Linked DNA regions of Homo sapiens: all the other regions are linked to region 7. The links are chromatin contacts, found by Hi-C or POLR2A ChIA-PET in ENCODE. All regions are on one chromosome and are shown on one strand. The core of a region is the stretch at or near the end of the contact, and the rest is flanking DNA. Distances in the headings are between cores, read along the strand shown.

What was found. A loop is a pair of places that touch in the nucleus more often than their neighbours do. ChIA-PET counts read pairs that join two places held with the same protein, here RNA polymerase II (POLR2A). Pooled maps may share reads with other maps.
Region 1: a pooled map shows a loop between it and region 7 (29-fold over the local background). The contact joins the promoter of XAB2 here to the promoter of VMAC in region 7. A Hi-C loop is called at or near these places in 8 of 50 pooled maps. POLR2A ChIA-PET finds 5 or more read pairs at or near these places in 2 of 52 experiments (CD4-positive, alpha-beta T cell and Caco-2).
Region 2: a map with no recorded cell type shows a loop between it and region 7 (11-fold over the local background). The contact joins the enhancer-like site here to the promoter of VMAC in region 7. A Hi-C loop is called at or near these places in 1 of 168 maps with a recorded cell type or tissue (naive thymus-derived CD4-positive, alpha-beta T cell), 1 of 37 single-sample maps with no recorded cell type and 7 of 50 pooled maps.
Region 3: a pooled map shows a loop between it and region 7 (11-fold over the local background). The contact joins the promoter of MCOLN1 here to the promoter of VMAC in region 7. A Hi-C loop is called at or near these places in 2 of 168 maps with a recorded cell type or tissue (CD4-positive, alpha-beta memory T cell and naive thymus-derived CD4-positive, alpha-beta T cell), 2 of 37 single-sample maps with no recorded cell type and 11 of 50 pooled maps. POLR2A ChIA-PET finds 5 or more read pairs at or near these places in 1 of 52 experiments (activated CD4-positive, alpha-beta T cell).
Region 4: a loop to region 7 is called in a pooled map, with 14 times the contacts of the local background. The contact joins the enhancer-like site here to the promoter of VMAC in region 7. A Hi-C loop is called at or near these places in 1 of 37 single-sample maps with no recorded cell type and 5 of 50 pooled maps. POLR2A ChIA-PET finds 5 or more read pairs at or near these places in 1 of 52 experiments (HEK293T).
Region 5: a map of naive thymus-derived CD4-positive, alpha-beta T cell shows a loop between it and region 7 (12-fold over the local background). The contact joins the promoter of CHAF1A here to the promoter of VMAC in region 7. A Hi-C loop is called at or near these places in 1 of 168 maps with a recorded cell type or tissue (naive thymus-derived CD4-positive, alpha-beta T cell), 2 of 37 single-sample maps with no recorded cell type and 5 of 50 pooled maps.
Region 6: a pooled map shows a loop between it and region 7 (19-fold over the local background). The contact joins the promoter of YJU2 here to the promoter of VMAC in region 7. A Hi-C loop is called at or near these places in 1 of 37 single-sample maps with no recorded cell type and 9 of 50 pooled maps. POLR2A ChIA-PET finds 5 or more read pairs at or near these places in 1 of 52 experiments (activated naive CD4-positive, alpha-beta T cell).

What each region holds. Positions count from the first base shown.
Region 1 is chr19:7,627,449-7,630,794 of GRCh38, reverse strand. XAB2 (XPA binding protein 2) reads left to right here and starts at 1,250. Exons shown (of 19, transcript NM_020196.3): 1 at 1,250-1,318; 2 at 2,497-2,645; 3 at 2,944-3,067. The coding sequence starts at 1,268. It overlaps PET100 (PET100 cytochrome c oxidase chaperone), which reads right to left and starts at 1,002. Exons shown (of 4, transcript NM_001171155.2): 1 at 935-1,002; 2 at 136-222. The coding sequence starts at 961. It also overlaps a transcript of STXBP2 not described here. RefSeq lists enhancers at 909-958, 1,219-1,338.
Region 2 is chr19:7,181,172-7,184,525 of GRCh38, reverse strand. It overlaps INSR (insulin receptor), which reads left to right. Exons shown (of 22, transcript NM_000208.4): 3 at 1-210. Among named protein-coding and RNA genes, the nearest start is that of INSR, 110 kb to the left of the region's middle. Within about 2 kb of position 1,250, at least 26 of the 41 ENCODE cell types and tissues checked have a DNase peak (open chromatin) inside an H3K27ac peak, as active enhancers do.
Region 3 is chr19:7,520,600-7,523,909 of GRCh38, reverse strand. It overlaps MCOLN1 (mucolipin TRP cation channel 1), which reads right to left and starts at 1,286. Exons shown (of 14, transcript NM_020533.3): 1 at 1,129-1,286. The coding sequence starts at 1,159. It overlaps LOC105372261 (a long non-coding RNA gene), which reads left to right. Exons shown (of 3, transcript XR_936294.3): 2 at 748-1,068. It overlaps ZNF358 (zinc finger protein 358), which reads right to left. Exons shown (of 2, transcript NM_018083.5): 2 at 2,885-3,310. The coding sequence ends at 2,961. RefSeq lists a silencer at 1,123-1,252.
Region 4 is chr19:7,867,658-7,871,365 of GRCh38, reverse strand. It overlaps PRR36 (proline rich 36), which reads left to right. Exons shown (of 6, transcript NM_001190467.2): 5 at 1-1,651; 6 at 1,822-2,647. The coding sequence ends at 2,333. Among named protein-coding and RNA genes, the nearest start is that of PRR36, 4.9 kb to the left of the region's middle. RefSeq lists enhancers at 969-1,263, 1,763-2,524 and a silencer at 1,409-2,348. Within about 2 kb of position 1,710, at least 24 of the 41 ENCODE cell types and tissues checked have a DNase peak (open chromatin) inside an H3K27ac peak, as active enhancers do.
Region 5 is chr19:4,400,545-4,404,199 of GRCh38, reverse strand. CHAF1A (chromatin assembly factor 1 subunit A) reads right to left here and starts at 1,560. Exons shown (of 15, transcript NM_005483.3): 1 at 1,386-1,560. The coding sequence starts at 1,437. It overlaps SH3GL1 (SH3 domain containing GRB2 like 1, endophilin A2), which reads left to right and starts at 3,653. Exons shown (of 10, transcript NM_003025.4): 1 at 3,653-3,655. RefSeq lists enhancers at 407-1,102, 1,103-1,800, 3,463-3,655 and silencers at 1,313-1,592, 3,555-3,655.
Region 6 is chr19:4,245,111-4,248,554 of GRCh38, reverse strand. YJU2 (YJU2 splicing factor homolog) reads right to left here and starts at 1,475. Exons shown (of 8, transcript NM_018074.6): 1 at 1,385-1,475. The coding sequence starts at 1,408. RefSeq lists enhancers at 1,316-1,405, 1,746-1,885, 1,644-2,415.
Region 7 is chr19:5,903,622-5,907,182 of GRCh38, reverse strand. It overlaps VMAC (vimentin type intermediate filament associated coiled-coil protein), which reads right to left and starts at 2,311. Exons shown (of 2, transcript NM_001017921.4): 1 at 2,102-2,311. The coding sequence starts at 2,292. It overlaps NDUFA11 (NADH:ubiquinone oxidoreductase subunit A11), which reads left to right and starts at 3,393. Exons shown (of 4, transcript NM_175614.5): 1 at 3,393-3,561. The coding sequence starts at 3,475. RefSeq lists a silencer at 2,128-2,477 and enhancers at 2,518-2,637, 3,211-3,505, 3,315-3,561.

The sequences.
Region 1 (3,346 bases), core at 1-2,500, 1.7 Mb before region 7:
GAGCCAAAGGCCTCCAGAGCCCCACATCAGGGCAGGGTCGGCTTATGGGAGGCAGACATTAGTCCCCAGCAGACTGCTGCCCCACACCCTCTCCCACCCCTGGAATGAACCCTCAAACACTCCTCTTATGCCCACCTTGCGCTGTATGACATCGTCCTCAAACCACTCGGCCTGATTGGAAACCCAGAACATAGCCACAGGGAAAGTGAGGTAGATTATCATCTGGAATGGCAGAGGGTGGGTGAGGTGAGCTCCCCCCAAGCAATGTGCAGAGGCTCCTCAGAGCCTGGGGGACCCATCCTACTGCAGAGTCCAGAAGCGCCTCGTTACGGCCGACCCAAGAATCCCAGAACTCCCACCAAGGGTACAGAAACCTCGCACCCTAAAACCTAACTCCTATAATCCAGGAGGCCTCATTCCTGAAAGTTCCCTCTGAGCTGGAGTCTTCCTCTCAAACACAGACAGACACACAGACGCCCCAGCTACAATCAAAAGCATCTCCTCGAGACCTCATTACCCATCCCCACTTAAGATCCCGGGAGCACCCCCAAACCCAGGAGGCGTCACTCTTCAACTCCACTTCTCGAAGTCTAGGAATCTCCCTGTCATAGACACCCACCCACCACGAGCCCGAGAGCTCCCCCAGGATCTTAAGTCTTCCTTCTTTAGAGCCCCCTTCTCAGCTCACCCCTCTCTGAGGTCCTTCCTCGGACCAGCCCTCTCACAGCCCCCAAACCCAGAAGCCCAAATCCGAGAACCCCCCCAGCCCAGCGTCCCCTCTCCTGGATTTCCAACCAGAAAGGTTCCTCTCAAATCTTAAGAGCTTTCTCCTTGGAGCTCCCTCTTCCTTTGAAGTCCCCCCATTTCCAACCTCATCTTCAGATCCAGGAAGATCCCCTGCCCAGCCTCCCAACCCACTCCTGTGTCCACTGACCCGAAATATCTCCAGCTTCACCCCCATCTCGTTTCTCCCGGTCAACAAAGCCAGTTCCGCCCAAAGCCGACCCTCCAGCAAGACAGAAGCTCACTGGTGTTTTGCACGCTCCATTGCTGAAGCTGATTGGCCAATGTGTATCCTGATGGCGCATCTTCTGGCGCCTCTATTCTGCTTCCGGTCGCTGGCGTCGTCGAAAAGAAGTCAATAACGTGGGCCTGTCCGTCAAAAATGATTTAACCAATAGAAAACGGGTCTGGCTCGGAGGGGCGGGCCGTCAGTGGTAGACGTCATAAGCGCGCGACTCTCTCCTGTACCTGGGCATCCAGAAAAATGGTGGTGATGGCGCGACTCTCGCGGCCCGAGCGGCCGGACCTTGTCTTCGTGAGTCCACAGAGGAGCCGGGGGTGGCCTGCGTTGGGGCATTGGGACCTGGACGCCGCAGGGGATCGAGGCTGGGTCGGCAAGGAGATTTAGGCCGAAACTGCCAGGCCAAGGTCTGGGAACCCTAATGGGCCAGAGACCGGATCGTCATGTCCGCACCGAACTGTCCAGGAGTAAAAATATGGTGTTGTATCTTCGGGTCTGAGTAGAAAACCACTGTCGAAGGGAAGCGTCTAGCCTCCCGAACCAGGGGCGGAAATGGGGGCGTGCAGGGAATGGGAGAGGAGGAAGATCGCATAACTGAACCTTGAGAGGTGAAGATCGGTGTCTGAAGTAAAGGCTTGCTTACGAGGCCAGGGTTCTGGTTTCTGGGATGAAGGCTTGGTTTTCTGGATAGCGGTCTCTAGGCCTGGACTGCAGCATGACAGTTTCTGGGGTGGTGGCCAGGCTAGAAGAACCCTGGTGATGTGGAGCTTGTCAGGCGATGGCCAGTGAAATACTTACTCTCTGGAGTAGAGGCGTGACATCTTCACCAGATTCTTGGTGTGCAGAGTTAAAGGCTTGGCTTCTGGTGTATAACTCCTCCTGTGAGATAAAGGCCTAGCTTTTAATTTCTGGGGCAGAGTTGAGCTAGACGCTGGCTAGTGGGATCCTGGGGGCGGGGCTAGTGGCTTGGAATCTGGACCTGAGAGCCCTGGTGGCTGGGGTAAAGATCTGGTCATCTGGGCCTGGGGTGGAGATGGGTCAGATGGTGACAGTGGGAGTCTGAGGGGCCAAAGGCCTGGTGTCTGGGAAGAGGCACGTTTTGAAGAAGTGGGGTCTGGTGTCCAGGACTGGCATCTGGGCCAGGGCCTTGGTATCTAAGGAGTCTGACCATCTGGGGCAGAAAGCGAGTGGTGATGCGGACTCATTCCTGGCCCAGAGCCCTAATGACTGAGAAGTCTGATGATTTGGGTTCGATTTTGGGTAGTTGAATTCTGAGGGGTAAAGGTCTGGGCCACTGTCTTGGTGTCGGGCATCTGGTTTGGTGCCTGGGCATCTGGTGACCTGACTTCCTTGGTGGGTGGTGGGATCTAGGTAAAAGTCCGGAGTTTGGACCTGAGCCCCAGCAGTGGGATGGTGCTGCACACAGGCTCTGAGGGTAGGCCTCTCTTCTTCCCATTCCCTGGCCCTGGCAGGAGGAAGAGGACCTCCCCTATGAGGAGGAAATCATGCGGAACCAATTCTCTGTCAAATGCTGGCTTCGCTACATCGAGTTCAAACAGGGCGCCCCGAAGCCCAGGCTCAATCAGCTATACGAGCGGGCACTCAAGCTGCTGCCCTGCAGGTGGGAATGGCTCCAGCTGCCCTGCCCACCAGCCCCCACCCCACCTGGTCCAGTTATAACAAAACTGCCAAGTGGGTCCCGGGTCCCGGGTGATTGCTTCGTGTTTCATCACTGACCTGTACATCCCTTGATGGGTCAGCACACCTTCTCTGATGTCCCAGTCTGTCCCTGTCATTGCTGAGACATGTCACCCCTCCCACACCCCTTCTTCCCACATTTGCCAACTGGGGCAGGGCAAATGGTTCTGGGGGTGTCCATAAAGCTGACCGATCAGCATCTGTCCCCTCCTATTCCCCAGCTACAAACTCTGGTACCGATACCTGAAGGCGCGTCGGGCACAGGTGAAGCATCGCTGTGTGACCGACCCTGCCTATGAAGATGTCAACAACTGTCATGAGAGGGCCTTTGTGTTCATGCACAAGGTTTGGGGCTCGGCGAGGGGATGAATCGGGAAGTGGAGCTCAGTCCATGGTGGTGGGTGGGGCGGGGACAGGGGCTGGGCTCAGCATGTTAGGGATGGGGGCTTGGATTCCTGTTGCTTCTTTGCATGGGAAGTTGGGCTGGACTCAGTCCTGGAGCTGGGGGTTTCTGGGTCCCGCCGCATTTATGTGGTGGCCCCAGGTGTGGCTCAGCCACAGGACATCGAGTGTCTGTGGCCAGGCCATGGAGTCCGTGGCTTAGCCCCAGCCGCCTCTCCCCAC
Region 2 (3,354 bases), core at 1-2,500, 1.3 Mb before region 7:
CCGCAACTTCTACCTGGACGGCAGGTGTGTGGAGACCTGCCCGCCCCCGTACTACCACTTCCAGGACTGGCGCTGTGTGAACTTCAGCTTCTGCCAGGACCTGCACCACAAATGCAAGAACTCGCGGAGGCAGGGCTGCCACCAGTACGTCATTCACAACAACAAGTGCATCCCTGAGTGTCCCTCCGGGTACACGATGAATTCCAGCAAGTGAGTTCTGGATGTGGGTCTGGGGGGCAGCCGAGAGGAGAAGGAACGTGGGGTTGGTTGTGACGATGCCGCTTGTTAAAACTGTGTGCAAACCCAGGGTTAATTGGCTATGAGTGAGGTCTCTGCTCTCAGATGCTACTTTTGCACCCTGTTTTGGTCCTGGGCTTGGGAGTGGGAGTTGACTACCTTTTTCTCTAAAGGACCAGATAGTATATACTTCTGGCATTGTGCCCACCATTCTTTTTTTTTTTTTTTGAGATGGAGTCTTGCCGCAAGACTCCCAAGCTGGAGTGCAGTGGCACGAACCTGGCTCACTGCAACCTCTGCCTCCTGGGTTCAAGCGATTTTCCTGCCTCAGCCTCCCAAGCAGCTGGGACTGCAGGTGCCTGCCACCATGCCCGGCTAATTTTTGTATTTTTAATAGAGACAGGGTTTCGCCATGTTGGTCAGGCTGGTCTCGAACTCCCAACCTCAGGTGGTCCACCTGCCTTGGCCTCTCAAAGTGCTGTGATTGCAGGTGTGAGCCACCGCACCCAGTCTGGCATTGTGGACCTCAGTTCTAAGCTTTCTGTGGTTGGCTTCAGAACAAGAAAATATAATAAGGACAGAGTCCTTGGTTTTCCCTAAAATCCTCCACGTGGCCTGTCCTCACTGATGTAGCTTCATCATTGTCACATAAAGGATATACCAAGGTCTTTCGTGTCTTCCCTGACCTGTAGCCTGGTGGTGTGCCAAGATTAGCCCAGAACATACTGTCTCCAGGAGGAAGAGACTCGCTTCTGCATTATTCTCAGGGCTTTGCTGTTCTCTGAAGGACAGTATAATCAAACCATTTCCTGCCGTTTGGGTGAGAAATAGCAGGGTTTTCTCTCTTCGACAGAGTCAGATTTCCTACGCACATCGCAGACTTTCTGTTCGTACTGTGAGCTTCTTCCATGAGCTATTTTGGGGCCGTAACTGAGTTGCAAAAATCTGTTTCCTGGTTTTTGTATTGAGGTTTTATGTTTTGTTTTAAAACACACACACACACACACACACACACACACACACACCACAAAACAACACAAAAACAAATCAGAAACAGACACACATCAAGAGGCCTTGAGCTGACCTGCTTACGTAAAGTATCTTCCTCTTCAGACTTGAGAATTAGCCAAGCGAGAGTGTTGGGGTGGGAAATTGTATTTCCCTGGGTGGAGAGGGCGGGAAGGAAAACAAGCTGTAATTTCAGTTCTTATGACTCTTTCTTTGAGTGTTTGTGAAACCTGCAAGTACAATATGTTTTGTTTTGCTCGTTGTTGATAAAAACCTACCAAAAAAACCTTTTGGCTTTATTGACCAAAAGGGTCTATAAATCACCTTTTCATACCAGACAGACTTTTGTTTTAGGTTTTTTTTTTTTTTTTTGGCCAGTGTATTCCCAAGATTGAGGAAATGACCATATTCCTTTTGATTCATTTCTTTCTTTTTAAAATCACAATTGAAATAAAAAAAATGGGTTAATATCTTCTGGCAAGATGTTTGTTTAAAAGACATTGGCCTTAAATAAAAGGCATTTTTCCCTCACCTTAACAATGGCCTGAGAAATATAGCAACCTCCTTTGATTTTCTCACTGATGATGCGGGAGATGCTAAAACAGAAACCCTGAGAAATTGACCGCACATCCTTGGTATCTGGGACCTTTCCTGAACGGAAGAAAACAAAGGAGAGGGGGGTGCATTGTCACCGTATTTTATTGCGTAGGTTTAAAAAAATTAATATTTTTATTTCTGAAGCTTTTAATTAATTAATTTATTTATTTTGAGACAGAGCCTCACTCTGTCACCCAGGCTGGAGTGCAGTGGCATGATCTCAGCTCACTGCAACCTCTGCCTTCCAGGTTCAAGCCATTCTCCTGCCTCAGCCTCCCAAGTAGCTGGGATTACAGGTGTGAGGCAGCAAGCCTGGCCAATTTTTTTTTGTTTGTGCTTTTGTTTTTTTGAGATGGAGTTTCATTCTTGTTGCCCAGACTGAAGTGCAATGGTGCGATCTTGGCTCACTGCAACTCAGCCTCCCGGGTTCAAGTGATTCTCCTGCCTTAGCCTCTAAGTAGCTGGGATTACAGACATCTGTCACCATACCCAGCTAAATTTTTCTTGTATTTTTAGTAGAGACCGGGTTTCATCATGTTGGCCAGGCTGGTCTTGAACTCCTGACCTCAAGTGATCCACCCACCTCGGCCTCCCAAAGTGCTGGGATTACAGGCATGAGCCACCGCACCTGGCCTGAAGCTTTTCTTTTTATCTTATGAAAGACTTAATCGTACTGTGGCATTTTCTAATGTGGTTTGATATCAAATAGGGCCAGATGTTTTCTTCCATTCTGGTGGCTTATCTGGGAAGGAGTTCTTGATGTTTTCAGAGCAGAGTTCTGGGAACCCATGTTAAAAGGCCTTGGCCAGGCACAGTGGCTTATGCCTGTAATCCCAGCACTTTGGGAGGCCGAAGTGGACGGATCATCTGAGGGCAGGAGTTCAAGGTCAGCCTGGCCACCACGGTGAAACCCCGTCTTTACTAAAAATACAAAAACAAAAAAAAAATTAGCTGGGCATGGTGATGCATACCTGTTATCCCAGCTACTCGGGAGGCTGAGGCATGAGAATTGCTTGAACCCAGGAGGCAGAGGTTGCAGTGAGCTGAGATCACGCCATTGCACGTTAGCCCCCAGGCAAGTGTGACAAGAGTGAAACTGCATCTCCAAAAAAAAAAAAAAAAAGGTCTCACCATCTACTGTCGTTCCAAAGTACCTGCTGGGATGTAATAGCACAGTGCTGCTTCCTGAGATGAGAAGGACCAGATATTTGTGATGAATAAATTTTCAATGCGTATGGGGTATCCACTGGGAAGGGGAGAATTACCTAAAATCCTTGATTCTTCTTGGCCTCTCTCACTTCTTCCTATTAAGCTGAGGTCTCAAATTTGTCTACACCTCCATCTATTTCACCATCATGTCTGGTCTGACCCAGTCCCCTTGAACAATCTCTTTGCTCCTGCTTCCATTCTAGTGACACTGGTAAAAAGTGGCCACCTGGGCCAGGCGCGGTGGCTCACGCCTATAACCCCAGCACTTTGGGAGGCCGAGGTGGGTGGATCACCTGAGGTCAG
Region 3 (3,310 bases), core at 37-2,536, 1.6 Mb before region 7:
ATGCCACTGCACTACAGCCTGGGCAACAAAAAAAAGTTTATTAAAAAAAAAAAAAGTCCACCCTCTCCCTGAGCCTTGAGGTTGAGATCCTGAAGCTGCTCTGAGAATTCAGTGAGACACAGCAGATAAAGACCTCTTCAGCAAACACAAGCTGTTCTAATCACTGTTTATTTTTTTCCAGCCTAATGGTTAGATCTAAGCTTTCAGCAACTGCTGGAGTCAAAACCAGTCACAGTAGCCCAAAACTGTCCCTGTCACACCCCCATGGGGATGTGCTTTCTAGGGCCTGGCCCCGTGCTGCTTTCTAGGGCCTGGCCTCCTGCCTAGCAAAGCAGTCAGGATAAATGTGTGCACTGTCAGAACCTCCCTTGCAGAGAGGGACAAGTTCCCGGCCCCTCCCTTTGCAATGAGATGCTGCTGTGGCTGTTTACGACAAAGCCAGAGGGCAGGGCCCGCTTACAGAGCTGAGATTACAGCTAACCCACCCCAGACCCTACTAGCTGGGACACCGGGACATCTATCAGGTAGGGGTCCCCAGCTAGCTCCAGAAGGGGAAGCTAACACAAGGGGTCTTCCTCCAGCCTCCCCGAGGAGGGGTGGCATCAGAATTGGCTAGAAGCCCGAATTTAAGAAGGCTGCGCTTCCAGCGGTTTGGAAAGCTAAAACTGAGTTAATCGCCTGGGGGCAATCCCTCCAGCTCTCCAGGCTTGAGCTTAGGGAAGCTGAGCATTTGTCCCCTGGAATCAGGAGGGGAAGCCTGGGAGTCTCACGTGCGGGTTGGAGAAGCTGGTGCCCGCTGTCTGAGTTCCAGACGAAGTTGAGCAATCGGAACCTAGGCTCCCAGTGGGAATCCCAGGAACCTCGCCGCCCCAGAGGGAGAAGCTGGCGGCCCGGCGCGATCCCTGCCTGAGTTTGGGAACCCAGCAGAGCCTGGGTTCAGGAGGAAGAATTGGAGAGGCTGGTGCCCACCCGCCGCCCAAGTTCTAGGAGCCGTCTGCCCTTTTCTCCACCGTGAAAAGTCAGCGCTGGAGCTTAGAAAAAAAGAGACTAGGAGCTCCGCCGCCCCAGGTGGGAGACACAGCCCGCCCGCCTGAGTTCGGGGCCCCACGGTGCCGCCCGCGCCCTCACCTGAGCCGCGCGGACCCGCCGGGGCTGTCATGCTGGGGCGGGAGCGCGGGACGCAGGCGGGTACGGCGGGGCAGCCTGGGTCCGATCGCCCGCCGCTGTCACTGCGACCTCGCTCCCTCGCGGCGCGGCTTCAAACCCTCCGGCATCAGCTGATCTGTGCCTCGGTCACGTGACCCGGTAGCCCAGAGCCCCTCACGTGACCGCCTCTGGTCCCGCCCCCTGCGCCACGACAACCCCTGCCGGAACAGCGCGCATGCGTGCCTCTGCCGGCGCCCTCTGGGTCGAAGGCAGTCGCTAGGTCCTAGCGCCGACGCGCTCTGGGTGGCGGGGGATGGGCTGACTCTGAGTTTGGCAACGACGAGCTCTGCCCTGGCTCCCGGCCATGCCCCGAATCCGGTGCCAGGCTTGTGACTTCCATGTCCAGAGCTTGACCCCTTATCCTCCTTGGTGCCTGGTGATGACCCTGCCTACTATCTCAACGCTGTCTTCCTCTTTCTCCCAGAAACTCCTTTTACCCTTCTCCTGCGCATCTTCAGCAAACACGATTTCCTAATTATGTATCAAATAGAACCACTTATCCCCACCCCATGGCCCCCAGCCCAGAGTCTTCCAACATTCCTGGCCTGGATCTTTGCAGCAACCTCCTCCCCGATCTCAGCCTCCCTCCACTCCACTCTCTACCCAGCAGCCACAAGCATCTTCAAAGAATAATTCCTATCCTTCCTGCGAGAACCTGCCCTCGGCTTCCCATTGCTCTGTAATGACAGGCAGAGTCCCCACTCTCGTCTATCAGGGCCCTCTGATCTGGCTCCTACCTCCATCCAAAGCTCATCTTTCTATAGCCCCAGAGCCTTTGCATACTTTTGCCCTGGAGCGTAATGGTTAAGAATTTGGACCCTGGAGGGCAATTGGGATTTAAATCTAGGCACTGACAATGCCACTTCTACATCTTCCAGAGTCCCTTCAACTCCAAGCTGAGCGCAGTGGGCGGTGGCATGCACCGGCAATCCCAGCTACTCGGGAGGCTAAGGTGGGAGGATCGCTTGAGCCCAGGAGGTCGAGGCTGCAGTGAGCTATGATCACACCACTGCACTCCAGCCTGGGCAACAGAGCAAGACTGTCTAAAAAAAAAAAAAAAAATGTGCCTCAATTTTCTCATTTGCAAAATGGGGATATTCAAAGTCATCTACCTACTGGGGCTGTTGAGAGGATTAAATGAGAGAATGCAAAAACTATCGCATAAGGCTGGGCAAACAGTACTGATTATTAAATTAGTGATTATTGGGATTACAAAATCCTTCATTGAGAAAGCTGCCTGCCATTTATATCAGAAGTCTTGTTATGCTTCTCCTAGAATGTACTATACCCCGTAATTATTTTTTAAGTATTCTGAATTTAGTATCTATGAGCTCCATGCAGGTCGAGGCCATATTTATCTTGTTCCCTGCTGAGACCCCAGCAATCCAGAGATGTTTGTTGATTGCATAAATGAGCAACTTTTTTTGTCCACTTGTATACCTACTGTATGGGCTTTGAAGAGCAAGGGGTAAGTGAGAGGAACAGAGAGTGGTGACTAGTGGGATGGACCAGGATGAGACACTGTGGGTTAAGCTGGAAAGTCTAGCTGGTGGGCCCAAGAAGGAAGCCAGGACACTGGAGCTCCAGATTGTGGCTGGCCCTGGCCACAATGTCCCATCTCCGGAGCAAGGGGCTGTGCTCAGAAAGAAAGCACAAAAGGCAAGCCACGACACAGAGCCCGGAGGCAGTGGGAGGATTTTACTGACTGCACAACACACAACTTCCCCAGGCCCCCGAGGATGCCGGCGTCTCCTTCAGCCATCAGGCCCCAGCAGTGCCCCTTGCTCCTGTACCCACTCTGGACTCTCGCCGGTAGGGAGGGCTGGGCTGACAGTGCCACGAGTGGGAGAACAGGGGTCAGGGCAGGACACAGGGTTGGGATCAGGGCTGGGCACAGGATCAGGGTCTGGGCTGGGCACAGGATCAAGGTCTGGGCTGGGCACAAGGTCGGGACCAGCGTCGTGCCCAGCCTTTGGGTCAGAAGATTCCACAGGAGTAGGGCTGGGGGTGGATCTGGAGCCGGGGAGGGGTTTGGAGCTGGGATCCGGCAGAGTGCCCGGCCCAGAGCCAGGGTCAGGGTTGCGGCCAGAGCTGGTGCCAGGGC
Region 4 (3,708 bases), core at 461-2,960, 2.0 Mb before region 7:
TCTTTCCTGACAATGTCCCCTAGGCAAACCCAAGCTTCTTTGATCTCACCTTCTCGGCCGGCCTCTACTCCCCCTGATTCACCCCCTCTGCAGGCCCCTCTTTCCCTTCCTGCCTCACCCCCTCTGCAGACTTCTCTCTCTCCTGCTGTCTCACCCCTAAGCTCACCCCTGACCATACACCCTCTGCAGGCGCTATCTTCTCTGGCCTCCCACTCTCCTCAGGCACCTCTCTCTTCCCTGATCATGCCCCCTCTGGAGACCCAATCTTCCCTAGCCCCACCCTCTCTGCAGACACCTCCTGCTTCCCTGACCACACCCCCTCTGGAGAACCTACCTTCTCTAGCCCCGCCTCCTCTGCAGACAGCTTCTGCTCCCCTGACCACACCCCCTCTGGAGAACCTACCTTCTCTAGCCCCGCCTCCTCTGCAGACAGCTTCTGCTCCCCTGACCACACCCCATCTGGAGACTCCACCTTGTCCAGCCCCATGCCCTCTGCAAGCACCACCTTCGCCATTGACCACGCCCCCTCCGGAGACGCCCTCTTCCATAGCCACGCCTCCTCCACAGGCCCCACCTGCTCTGGCCTCACCCCCTTTGCAGGGCCTGCCCTCTCCCCCTCTGTCTCCTTTGGCCACGCCCCCTCCACAGGCCCCACCTGCCCTGGCCTTGCCTCCTCTGCAGGCCCCTCCCTCTCCCCCTGCCTCACCCCCTCTGTCTCCTTTGGCCACACCCTCTCCACAGGCCCCAAATGCTCTGGCAGTGCACCTTCTGCAGGCCCCTTTCTCTCCCCCTCCCTCACCCCCAGTGCAGGCCCCTTTCTCTCCCCCTGCCTCACCCCCAGTGTCTCCTTCGGCCACGCCCCCTTCACAGGCCCCACCCTCTCTAGCCGCACCTCCTCTGCAGGTCCCACCCTCTCCCCCTGCCTCTCCCCCAATGTCTCCTTCAGCCACGCCCCCTCCACAGGCCCCACCCCCTCTCGCTGCGCCTCCTCTGCAGGTCCCACCCTCTCCCCCTGCCTCTCCCCCAATGTCTCCTTCGGCCACGCCCCCTCCACGGGTCCCACCCCTTCTTGCCGCTCCTCCTCTGCAGGTCCCGCCCTCTCCCCCTGCCTCACTCCCAATGTCTCCTTTGGCTAAGCCCCCTCCACAGGCCCCACCTGCTCTGGCCACACCTCCTCTGCAGGCCCTTCCCTCTCCGCCTGCCTCATTCCCTGGGCAGGCCCCTTTCTCACCCTCTGCCTCACTCCCAATGTCTCCTTTGGCCACGCCTCCTCCACAGGCCCCACCTGTTCTGGCAGCGCCCCTTCTGCAGGTCCCTCCCTCTCCCCCTGCCTCACCCACCCTGCAGGCCCCACGCCGCCCCCCGACCCCGGGTCCGGATACCTCCGTCTCGGGCCCACGGCTGACCCTGGCGTTGGCCCCCGGCCCGCCGCCGCCGCCCTCGCGCAGCCCGTCCAGCACGCTGAGCGGCCCAGACCTGGCCGGCCACAGCAGCAGCGCCACGAGCACGCCAGAGGAGCTGCGTGGCTACGACAGCGGGCCCGAGGGCGGTGCCGCAGCCTCCCCGCCCCCCGACGCAGAGCTCGCCGCTTGCCACCCGGCTGCCTGGAGTCGAGGCCCCGCTCCGCCGCTGGCTTTCCGCGGAGCCCCAGGTAAGGGGCACCCCAGACCCGGCCTGGCTGTGGGCGGGGTCGGAGGCGAGGCTTCGCAGCTCAGGGGCGGGACAGCTGGGTCCGGGGCGGAGCTTAGACAAGGAGGCGGGACCTTGAGGCAGGGGCGGGGCTTATCACCCCCACGGCCCACCTGGCGTCTCTCCCCGCAGGTGCGCCCCTGCCGTGGCCTCCCGCTACCGGACCGGGCTCTGCTGACGGTCTGTGCACCATCTACGAGACTGAAGGGCCCGAGTCGGCGACCCCCGCCCCTGGCGCACTGGATCCGGGGCCCAGTCCCGGCACGAGCGGTGGGAAGGCGGCGGCTGGGGCCGGGGCCGGGGCGTCCTCGCGGAGCCCGAAGCAGGCGCGCCTGGGCGAGCTGCCACTGGGGGCGCTGCAGGCGAGCGTCGTGCAGCACCTGCTGAGCCGGACGCTGCTGCTGGCGGCTGCCGAGGGTGCCGCGGGCGGCAGCGGCGGGGGCCCAGGAGGTGCGGAGGGTGGTGGCGTCACAGGGGGCGCCCGGGCTGCACTCAGCGACGCCGAACTCGGCCGCTGGGCCGAACTACTGTCTCCCCTGGACGAGTCCCGTGCCAGCATCACCTCGGTCACCAGCTTCTCTCCGGACGACGTGGCCTCCCCGCAGGGTGACTGGACCGTGGTGGAGGTGGAGACCTTCCACTGAGCCAGACCACAGCCCCGCCTGCTACACCCCACCCCTGCCTTAGGATCCGCCCCTCCGGGTACGCCGTTTGTTTTAGACCCCGCCTCCACTGCCCTGGAGCCCCGCTGGGTGGATTAGTCTTAGCTCCCTAGAGCCTGAGCCTTTGGCCTCGGAGGCTCGGGACCTACCCACAGCTTTGACCTAGGCCCGCCCCTCGAGCTCCGCCCCTTTGGCCTAGGACACGCCCCGTTTCCCCGAGTCCCGCCCCGTGTGCAGTGTATTGCCCACCCCGCACAGCCTGAGTTTGCAATAAAACTGGGACACTGGGACTTGCACACCTTCGCTGTCACAGAGAGGACTGGGGCTGGGGGCCTCCAGCAGGCTGAGCGGCGCGGGGGGCCAGGCCAGATAAGGCCTTGCTGGCGGCTGTGCTCGAACCGGTTGGAGCTCTGGATAAAGTGCGGTTTTCCTCTTCTGGGAGAGAAGGGGCAGGCCAGGTGGGGCTAGGGCGGGGCCATGCCGAGTCCCGGCCATCTGGTGCCGCGCACCCATCCACGTGTGTGAACTTGGGCTTCTTGGTATCCGACTTCTGGTGGAAACGTTCGGTGCAGGAGGGGCCTGGCAGGGGCTGTGCGCCCGAGTGGATGAGTCAGTGCGTGGCCGAGGTGAAGGAGCGACTGGAACCCTTTTCTATTCTATTCTAATTCTTTTTTTTTTTTTTTTTTTTTTTTTGACGGAGTCTCCCTTTGTCGCCAGGCTGGAGTGCAATGGCGCGATCTCGGCTCACTGCAACCTTCACCTCCCGGGTTCAAGCGATTCTCCTGCCTCAGCCTCCCAAGTAGTTGGGACTACAGGCACATGCCACCACGCCCAACTAATTTTTGTATTTTTAGTAGAGACAGGGTTTCACCATGTTGGCCAGGGTGGTCTGGATCTCTTGACCTCGTAATCTAACCCCCTTGGCCTCCCAAAGCGCTGGGATTACAGGCATAAGCCACCGCGCCTGGCCTGTTTTTTTATTATTTTGAGACAGAATTTTGCTCTCTTTGCACAGGCTGGAGTGCAATAGTGCTATCTCGGCTCACTGCAACCTCTGCCTCCCGGGTTCAAGCAATTCTCCTGCCTCAGTCTTTCGAGTAGCTGGGATTACAGGTGCGCGCCACCACACCCGGCTAATTTTTGTATTTTTAGTAGAGACACGGTTTCACCATGTTGGCTAGGCTAGTCTTGAACTCCTGACCTCAGGTGATCTGCCCTCAGCCTCCCAAAGTCCTGGGATTACAGGCGTGAGCCACCGCGCCTGGCCTGACACACTTTTCAAACTCGATGCGGGGAACTAGCACTCCTGGGGAACAGGTGGGAAGATTGGAGGGCACTGAGGCAAGGATGGGGGACC
Region 5 (3,655 bases), core at 311-2,810, 1.5 Mb after region 7:
TGGCACTAAAATATACTTTCCTTTCATGATAGCATGGTCCTAGCGAGTAGCGATTTTTTTTTTTAAAGTTAAATATCCTGGCCAGGCATGGTGGCTCATGCCTGTAATCCCAGCATTTTGGGAGGCCAATGCAGGTGGATTACCTGAGGTCAGAAGTTCGAGACCAGCCTGCCCAACATGGTGAAACCCCGTCTCTACTAAAAAATACAAAAATTAGCCAGGCATGGTGGTGCAGGCCTGTAATCCCAGCTACTTGGGAGGCTGAGGCAGAAGAATCGCTTGAACCAGAGAGGCAGAGGTTGGGCAACAGAGCAAGACTCAGTCTCAAAATAAATAAATAAATAAAGTTAAACATCCTGACTTAAAACATCACAGCTCCACGACAGTACCAACTTTATATTAATTTTATGTCTCCGGGAAATCCCACAGGCTAGAAGGAACTACAGCCATGATTTTCAGCCAAGGCGGAATCTGCCCCATAGGGGACACAGGGCAATGGTATTTCTGGCTGTTACTAAGGCATGGTGAGAGGGGCTGCTACTGGCCTGCAAAAGGCGGAGGCCAGGGATGATGCTTAACACCCTGCAGTGCCGTGCCCAGGACGGCAACAAATATCAACACTGCTGAGGCTGAGAAACTGGACTGGCGTCCATTCTAGCCCTTCATTCGTTCACGTTATTTACTGAGCACCTACTATGTGCCAAAGCGTAATGCCAAGTGCTGCCAAAGCGTTATGTAATGCAGAGTCCAGCAAGGGAGAGGGACAGTCTGGTCTTCCTTGGTTCACCCTCCCACGTTTCAGGAGGCCTGTGGTGGGCTCCAAAGACCCCATTCCAAGGCACACGGAGGAGGAAGTCACGGTGCATATCAGGAAGGAGCAAGAACTCGGGAGTCCCACCCTCCTGGCCATCTCTACCATCTGGGCCTCTTCTTACCCGGGCTTACCCCGACCCTCAGCGGCATCGGTACTGGTCCCCGAGCCCGTGCGACCTTGGGCCTCAGTTTCCCCACCCGCTGCAAGGTCCAACATGGTCAAGGGACACAAACGCATCCAGTAACCTGCAGGGCAAGCCCTTTCGCTTCCCTGGGCCTCAGTTTCCCCTCTCGGCCCCTCCGACCCACCGCCCCAGAGAGTCCTGGAGGGACGAACTGACGCAAAAGCGCCGGAAACAAACAATATGGTCGCGGCTACAACAATAACGTCAACAAGGGTGCCCTTGGGGACGCCAGGCCCTCGCTGGGGATGAGAAGGCCCCAGGGGGTGAACGCCCGGCCCGCAGGACCAGGCTTGGCGCCCGGAGGCCCGTCCGCCTCCCATCGCCGCCTCGGCCCGTCCAGGCCGCGCGCCGCGCCCCCCCTTCCCCTCGGCGCGGGCCCGAACCGACCTGTGGCGGCTCCCCTGGCGCCGGGCGCCCCGCACTCCAGCTCCTCCAGCATCGCCCCGGCGGCAGCTCGACCTCCTCTCAGGCGGCGGAGGCGCGGGCTCCCCTCAGGCGGCCGCTGCTCTTCGCCCTCCCGCCCGCGCCGCTGCTGCCGCCGCGGCCGCCGCGCTCGTATTTGGCGGGAACCGCGGCGACCCCCGCAGTCCGCGCGCCAATTGGGCGAGCCCGGGTCACGTGACGGCCCGCCTCGGGAATTGAGGGGCGCCGGGGGCATCCTCGCGAGATCCGTGACTTCCATTCCTCCCAGGGCTCGCCCATTGACATATCCGCGAGGGACTGGGCTTCCCCTCGGAGGCCTGTCATTGGCTGGGAGGAGCTGCCCTGCGATTGGAGGAAGGAGGTGTCAAGCTCATTGCTCTGCGCTGCGACTGGCTGATCGCGTGGGATAGTCCCTAAGAGGAGGGAGGCCCAGGCTCTTACGTCACCAGAACATTTTACGCAAGGCGCAGATGACAACTTGAAAGTGGGATTTAGATGAGGAACCTGGAGTTTTGAGTTTATCCTAATGGGACATCGGCTAAATATAGCAACAGCAATTAAAATTATAAATTGCTTTCTACAAGAACAATAAAACGAAGTCTGGGGAGCGCTTCGGAAGTATTTGACATTCAGTAAATAACATGTAGAATGAGTGAACGAAATGGACGAAATGGATCGTTTCTGGTTTAATCCTCAGGAAATTGGCACATGCTGTTTTCTCTGCCTAGAACAATCTTTTCGCAGCTCTTTTCCTGGCTAATTTATACTTTTCAGATCTTAGATCGTCACCCCAGGAAGCCTTTTCTTCCCCAACCCTGACAATATCAAGTGCCTACAACACTGTTCTTTTCCTTAAAGCAATTACAGCTGTGTCTATTTATTAGTTTGTTATTTGACTAATGAATTAATTTCTGCCTTTTGTCATTAGTTCTGGCGAGGGTAGGACTCATTCCTCACTGGAACCCCAGGACCTGTTAGTAACTGATCATATTTACCAGGTCAATAAATGTTTGAGTGAATGTATAAATATTTGATTGAACTGTGTAGATCAAGCAGATTAAAAGCCTCACACAAAACAGAGAACTTCAGTGTCAGCCTGTGAGTGTAGAAACAGGTTTTCTTTCTTTCTTTCTTCCTTCCTTCCTTCCTTCCTTCCTTCCTTCCTTCCTTTCTTTCTTTCTTTTTTCTTGAGACGGAGTCCCTAGTAGCTGGGACCACAGGCGCCCGCCACCACGTCCGGCTAATTTTTTCTATTTTTTAGTAGAGACAGGGTTTCACCGTGTTAGCCAGGATGGTCTCAATCTCCTGACCTCGTGATCCGCCCACCTAGGCCTCCCAAAGTGCTGGGATTACAGGCGTGAGCCACCGCCCCTGGCCCTGAATTGCATTCTAGAAGCATCTTTCTGGCTGCCATGACAAGGAAGAATTGGAGGGGAGGACTGGTGGAAAGTATGGTCAAGGCATGAAGACAGACCTAGATGTCTAGATGTGTCACGTGGGCAACTGAATGGATGAACACAGGACAGAGAGAGAGAGGAAGAGAGGTGGCCGGGCACGGTGGCTCATACCTGTGAGACCAGTACTTTGGGAGGCTGGATTTGGTGGGGGGGTTGGGGGTTGGATCACCTGAGGTCAGGAGTTCGAGACCAGCCTGGCCAACATGGCGAAACACTGTCTCTACTAAAAATACAAAAATTAGCCTAGCATGGTGGTGCGCGCCTGTAATCTCAGCTACTTGGGAGGCTGAGGCAGGAGAATCGCTTGAACCCGGGAGGCGGAGGTTGCAGTGAGCCGAGATCACGCCACTGCACTCCAGCCTGGGAGACAAAGCAAGACTCCGTCTCAAAAAAAAAATAAATAAATAAATAAAAATGGGAGGGGGCTGAACACTTAGACGAACTGGATTTAGCTAAGATGAGTAAACAGGAATCTGAAGAATCGTAAGCAGGGGCCCCTTCTACTTCCCAACCTCCCTGGCCAGGTTTAAACTAAGCGCGTTTTCCAAGACGTTAGGGTCACCTCCACGACTCCAGGGGGCGCTGCAACTGCTACGGCCCCTCTAGGCTCGCCCCGCTCAACTCACTGACAGAGGCGGCCTCTCCCGCGGTAGACAATGTGCACGTGCGCTCTTCAGCCGGCAGAGGGCGCGCGTGCGCAGACGGGGCCGGGGGCGCGCGCGGGGGCCGGGGGCGCGCGCGGGGGCCGGCACCGGAAGCGTGCGGTTGCCATGTAAT
Region 6 (3,444 bases), core at 226-2,725, 1.7 Mb after region 7:
AATTCTGTAGAGGGTAAACCAGGACTCTGTTAGCTCAGCCTCCCAATCACGATACTACATCCGTTTCCTACAGAGTCATCTCCCTGGATCTGAATCCTGAGGAGCTGAAACCTGCAGGGCTCAGTTTACTCCTCTGTGAAATGCGCACACTGTCCTCTGTCTCCAAGAGTCTTTGCACGCATTCCTTGAGGCAAGGGGGATAAAGTGCTCTTTGCAGTGTCTGGCACCCAGTAGGTGCTCCAAACACAAAGTGCTTTATTTTCCAGTGGTGCAGTGGAGGTATCTGTCATAATCCATACTCACACTCCCTTTGTATCCCAGGGCTCCTGTTTCCCAGGAGTTCCTACAGCAAGCCTGAGACTGCTCTCCTAGAAAGACCTGCGTGGGGCCGGGCGCGGTGGCTCACGCCTGTAATTCCAGCACTTTGGGAGTATGAGGTGGGTGGAATGCCTGAGATCAAGAGTTCAAAACCACCCTGGGCAACATGGTGAAATCTCATCTCTACTAAAATACAAAAAAAATTAACCAGGCATGGTGGCGGGCGCCTGCAGTCCCAGCTACTCAGGAGGCTGAGGCAGGAGAATCGCTTGAACCCAGGAGGCAGAAGCTGCAGTGAGCCAAGAACGTGCCACTGCACTCCAGCCTGGGAAGCAAGCGCAAAACTCCATCTCAAAAAACCAAAAAACAGAAGTGTGCCAACAGTATAGTTTATACTGAACCTCTGCTTTTCTTCTGGGAGTCTGGAATCTTGGCCACTGTCAGGCAGAGGTTATCTGCATGACCAGACCCCAGTAAAATCTTGGCCACTGTAAGGCAGAGGTTATCTGCATGACCAGACCCCAGTAAAAAAAACAAAACACACACACACACACACACACACACACACACACACACACACACACACACACACACACACACACACACACACACACACACACACACACACACACACACACACACACACACACACACGCGCCACCCCACCCCACCCCACCCAAAGTACACGATTGGTTACAGTCCCCAAGTGGGGCGGGGCTTCTCAGAGCCACGCCCCTCAAGAAGAGGGCAAAACACGGCCGCCAGCATTTAAGGAAGCCCCGCCCCCAGAAAAAAAACCCTATCTGGTGGTGATTGGGTAAAAGCCCAAGCCACGCCCCGCAGGTGACTAACTACACCCCAGCCCAGAAGGGAGACTTAGCGAAGGCCCACCCCCCCGACGGAAGGCGATGGGGAGGAGTCTAGGGAGGAGTCTGGGAAGCCCCATCTCGCGGAAGGCCGCTGGGAAAGAAGGGTTCCAAAGAAGAGATCTCAGGAAGCTCCTCCCTCTCCCGGAGTTCCGGGATGTCCTGCTCCGATTGAAAAGCCCCAGTCGCCCAACACTTACGTTTAATACTTTTCGCTCCGACATCTTTGCCTTCTGATCACCTCGCAAGCACCTGAGAAATGGTTAGGCTGGGTAATTATCGAGCTTTTCCGACGGAAGCCTTACTTCCGCAAACGTCACTTCCTTCGGCCGCTATTATTGGCTGCAGCATACACAGCAGACCTCTTTCATTGGTTCCAATCCCCGCCTATCAAGCTGGAAGTCCCAGCGTCTTCCCTCCGGAGTTGCAACCTGAGTAGCGCGAAATAAGGATTCCGGGAGCCATGTGGAATTGGAGAATTTTGTATAGTGCGCTGCGCCCCCTAGAAGCGGGCAGCGGCTCGTTAAAATTTTGTAACGTGACCTCTTGTTCTTCATTCTTTTATTCAGCAAATATGTATTATGCGCCTGCCTTGTATTCTGGGCTCTGGGAATCCACACATCGTTCCTGGGCCCGCAACTCTCACATGGGGTTGGGGCCACACATAGGGTGACTTAAGAGGACCCTGGACGACTCTTGAGTCACAGACATTGACTTAAAGATCAGGCTCCAAACCAACTTCCTAAACATACGCAGTGTCTCCCAAATGTCCCTCCATTGCCCACCTGTGCCTTCCCCTTAACGAGGACTTCCCATCCCATTCCTTCCCCAGCCTCCTTCCCCAGCCTCCTCCCCACCTTTCATGGACGTTTCCTCTGTGTCAGATTGTTCCAGGAAAGGGGTCCGGATCCAGACCCCAGGAGAGGGTTCTTGGATCTCGTGCAAGAAGGAATTCAGGGCGAGTCCACAGTGCAAAGCAAAAACAAGTTTATTTAGAAAGTAGATGAATAAAAGAATGGCTACTTCACAGACAAAGCAGCCCCAAGGGCTGGTGGTTGCCCATGTTTATGGTGATTTATTGATGATATGCTAAACAAGGGGTGGATTATTCATACCTCCCTTTTTTAGACCATATAGGGTAACTTCTTGATGTTGCTGTGGCAATTGTTTGTTTATTTATTTATCTTTTGAGGAGTCTTGCTCTGTTGCCCAGGCTGACGGGCAGTGGTGCGATCTTGGCTCACTGCAACCTCTGCCTCCAGTGGTGCGATCTTGGCTCACTGCAACCTCCACCTCAGGATTCAAGTGATTCTCCTGTCTCAACCTCCCGAGTAGCTGGGATTACAGGCACGCACCACCACACCTGCCTAATTTTTGTAGTTTTAGTAGAGATGGGGTTTCACCATTTTGGCCAGGCAGGTCTCGAACTCCTGACCTCAGGTGATCTGCTCGCCTCTGCCTCCCAAAGTGCTGGGATTACAGGCATGAGCCACTGCACCTGGCCAAAAATCAACTCCATCTTAAAATTAACAAGGCACATTCGCTGCCAGTCACGAGCCAGGGTCATAAGATGTTTACAATTGAGAAAACGTCTTACAAATGCCTAGGAGGACACACTACTACAACAATGGAAGGTCCAGATGTCCTGATATTGCATAGCAATGTATGCTTTTAAGATCGTTATAGTCGCCAGGCGCGGTGGCTCATGCCTGTAATCCCAGCACTTTGGGAGGCCAAGGAGGGTGGATCACCTGAGGTCAGGAGTTCGAGACCAGCCTGGTCACCATGGCCACCATGGTGGAACCCCATCTCTACTAAAAATACAAAAATTAGCCGGGCGTGGTGGCGGGAACCTGTAATCCCAGCTACTTGGGAGGCTGAGGCAGGAGAATTGCATGAACCCAGGAGGCTGAGGTTGCAGTGAACTGAGATCGAGATTGTGCCGCTGCCCTGTGGCCTGGGCGACAGAGTGAGACTCCATCTCAAAAAAAAAAAAAAAGAGAAAAAAAAGAAAAAGATACCGGGCATGGTGGCTTACGCCTGTAATCCCAGCACTTTGGGAGGCCGACGTGGGCGAATCACCTGAGGTCAGGAGTTCAAGACCAATCAGACCAACACGGAGAAACCCCGTCTCTACTAAAAATGCAAAATTAGCCAGGTGCGGTGGTGCAGGTCGAGAGTTCAAGACCAACCAGACCAACATGAAGAAATCTTGTCTCTACTAAAAATACAAAATTAGCCGGGCATGGTGGTGCATGCC
Region 7 (3,561 bases), core at 1,062-3,561:
AGAGAGAAGCCAGAAATCTGCAAGCCCGGAAGAGGGCCCTCCCATAACCTGACCATGCTGGCACCCTGCTCTCGGACGTCCAGCCTCCAGAACGCTGAGAAACAAACCTCTTGTTTAAGCCACTTAATTTATGGCATTTTGTTTTTTTGTTTGTTTGAGACAGAGTCTCTCTCTGTTGCCCAGGCTGGAGTGCAGTGGCACAATTTCGGCTCACTGCAACTTCCGCCTCCTGGGTTCAAGCGATTCTCGTGCCTCAACCTCCCGAGTAGCTGGGACTACAGGCGTGTGCCACCACACCCAGCTAATTTTTTTGTATTTTTAGTAGAGACAGGGTTTCGCCATGTTGGCCAGGCTGGTCTCGAACTCCTGACCTCAGGTGATCTGCCTGCCTCAGCCTTCCAAAGTGCTGGGATTACAGGCGTGAGCCACCACCCAGCCAGTTTATGGCATTTTCTTATGAGAACCCTCATTTCGTCCCCTCACTCTTCCTGCAGTTCGTTCCTTTCCATTATCTTTTCCCACCTATTCTTAGTAGGCTCTTCCTCTGGGAAGCCTTCACTCTGAGATCCCTCAGAGCCCCATATGCCCCTCCATCATGGCCGCTGGCCACCAATGATGTAACTGCCCAGTGACATGTCTGTCTCTCCACTGGACTGTGGATACCCAATGGGCAAGGCTAAGTCTTACTGATGTGCTCCAGTACTCAGCAGAATGCCTGACACACAGTAGGTGCTCAATGAAGACGAATGAATGAGTGCCTGGCACAGAGCAGGTGCTCGGTAAAAATGAATATGTCCAATTAGCTCTGAAGTAATAGTTCCCACCTGGGACCCAGCTCCTCCCACCTCCCTGGGTGCCTGTCTCATCTCTTTCATCCTCAGCTGTCAGAGGGACTCTTCAACAATGCTGATATGGGCCAGCATGGTGGCTCGTGCCTATAATCCCAGCACTTCGGGAGGCTGAGGCAGGAGGATCACTTGAGCCCAGGAGTTCAAGGCCAGCCTAGGCAACATAGTCTGACCCCATTTCTAAAGGATTTTTTTTTTTAAATCAGCCAGGTGTGCTGTCGCACGCCTGTAATCCCAGCTACTTGAGAGGCTGAGGAGGGAGGGTGAGACTGCAGTGAGTCGAGATCGCACCACTGCATTCCAGCCTGGGCAACAGAGCAAGACCCTCTCTCAAAAATAATAGATAGGCATGGTGGCTTAGCCTGTAATCCCAGCACTTTGGAAGGGTGAGGTGGGAGGACTGCTTGAGCCCAGGAGTTCAAGACCAAACTGGGCAACAGGGCAAAACTGTCTCTACAAAAAAATACAAAAAATAAGCCATGCGTGGTGGTGGACGCCTGTAGTCCCAGCTGCTTGGGAGACTGAGGTGGGAGAATCACCTGAGCTCCGGAGGTCGAGGTGCACTCCAGCCTGGGCATAGGAGTGAGGCCCTGCCTCAAAAATAATAAATTTAGGCCGGGTGCGGTGGCTCACCCCTGTAATCCCAGCACTTTTAGGAGGCTGAGGCGGGCGGATCACCTGAGGTCAGGAGTTAGAGACCAGCCTGCACAACGTGACGAAAACCAGTCTCTACTAGAAATACAAAAAATCGACCGGGCGTGGTGGCGGGCGCCTGTAATCCCAGCTACACGGGAGGCTGAGGCAGGAGAATCGCTTGAATCTGGGAGGTGGAGGTTGCAGTGAGCTGAGATCACGCCACTGCACTCCAGCCTAGGCGACAAGAGCGAAACTCCGTCTCAAAAAAATAATAATAAATTTTAAAAGTTAAAATGCTGATATGATCCCCTCCTCCCCTGCTGAAGAGCCTGCTATGGCTCCCAATGCCTACGCTGGGCGGTCTGTGGTCCCTGCGTCGCTCAGCACCTGTGGGAAAGTGGGCCTGTTTGAAGTTAGAGGTCCACACCTGTGTCACTTCTCGCAACTTTACATACTGATTACTAATTCGAGTTTTTTGGTGTTTTTATCAATCCGATACTCAGTCTAGCGTCTATACAAGTGCACACGGTTCCCCCTGCCCTTCCTCGCTTTCCAGCCTCGGCTCTGCCTCCGCCTACCGCCTCGGTGAAGTCCACCTGGCCGGCCCCGGGCCTCACCGGTCCTTGGCGCGACCCAGTTCGTCTAGGGCGGCGCGCAGCTGCTGGTCGTGGAGGGCCAGGCGCTCGGCTTGGGCGTGCACCGTGCGCTCCGCCGCGTCCAGCCGCGCCTCCAGCTCCGCTGCGCGCCGGTGCACGGCTGCCAGGTGTGCGTTTGCCTCCCGGATCTGCAGGGCCGGCGGCGCCGACATGGCCCAGGCTGCTGTACAGGCCCGGCCACGCCCCCAGGCGGCCCGGAACTGGCACAGGCCCCGCCCCCGGGAGGGCCCCGCCCCACTAGACCTCGGCGCGATTGGTCGCTGACCCCGCTAGACCCCACCCCAGAGGGCTGGGTCGTGCTCTCCTCAAACCCAAACACTACCACCGGTTCCGGGATCATGAAACTCCGCCCCTGAGTTTGGGCTCACTCTAGGATTGGACAAGATCTTGACAGCCACGCCCCCAGGCTGGCCACATCCTTTGGCGGCTCGCGCAACTCAGGCTCTGGAAACAAGATTGGTCACACCTTCGATACTGTCCCCTCCCTACTTGGAAGCTAACACCAGGATTGGCCCGGACTCCGCGAAACAGCAAGCCTGACCACGCCCCCCGAACCTGTGGCCTGTCAGGGGTAGATCCAGGCACGGCCTCGCCCCTTCATCCCTTATACAGTCTCAGATTGGTCAAGTCCCTTTTAGGTTATGCCTCCAATTCTAGCCACGCCCCCAAGTCAAGCGCCTGTGTACTTCATCCGGCCTAGGGCGTGGGACAGCCGCGGGGTGAACAGAGGCCACGTCCCGCTGAGCTTCTCGTATTGTCATTGGTCACTTTCCCGATAATCCCCGCCCCTGATCCTGTCCACGGCCCAAAACAGTAGCACGCTGCTCAGACTCCAGCTTGGTGACTGACCACAGGGCATGACCACTCGCTATGCAGATTCTGACACTGGGTGTGGCCACATCCCCGCCATGCCCCGCCCCCCAGTCATTGTTTCGTCATGTCTTGCTCCTATCAACTGGAGTCCCGCCCGTCCCAGTCTGAGCCCGGCCCCTCCCCTAGTAGATAGTCCCCGCCTCTAGTAGTCCCTAACCTAGGACTCCCTGAGCTGGGACTAGCGAAATCTGTCTGCACTGATCGCAGTCGTCCTCAGTTTCACCCTCTAGGAATCGGCCTGGGGATGCACGTGCTACTCTCTTCCTCCAGGCCGGTCCCCGGCGCGTGCGCGCGATCCATGTCCATGTCCGCGCCTATCAATAAAGTTGCTCACTTGTTGCCGGCCCGCTAGCCCGAAAGGTTGCGCGCGCAGCCCGAGAAGTCTCGCGATAGCCAGCCGCGGCTGCCCTTGCGCTTCCCGAGCTGGCGGGGTCCGTGGTGCGGGATCGAGATTGCGGGCTATGGCGCCGAAGGTTTTTCGTCAGTACTGGGATATCCCCGATGGCACCGATTGCCACCGCAAAGCCTACAGCACCACCAGTATTGCC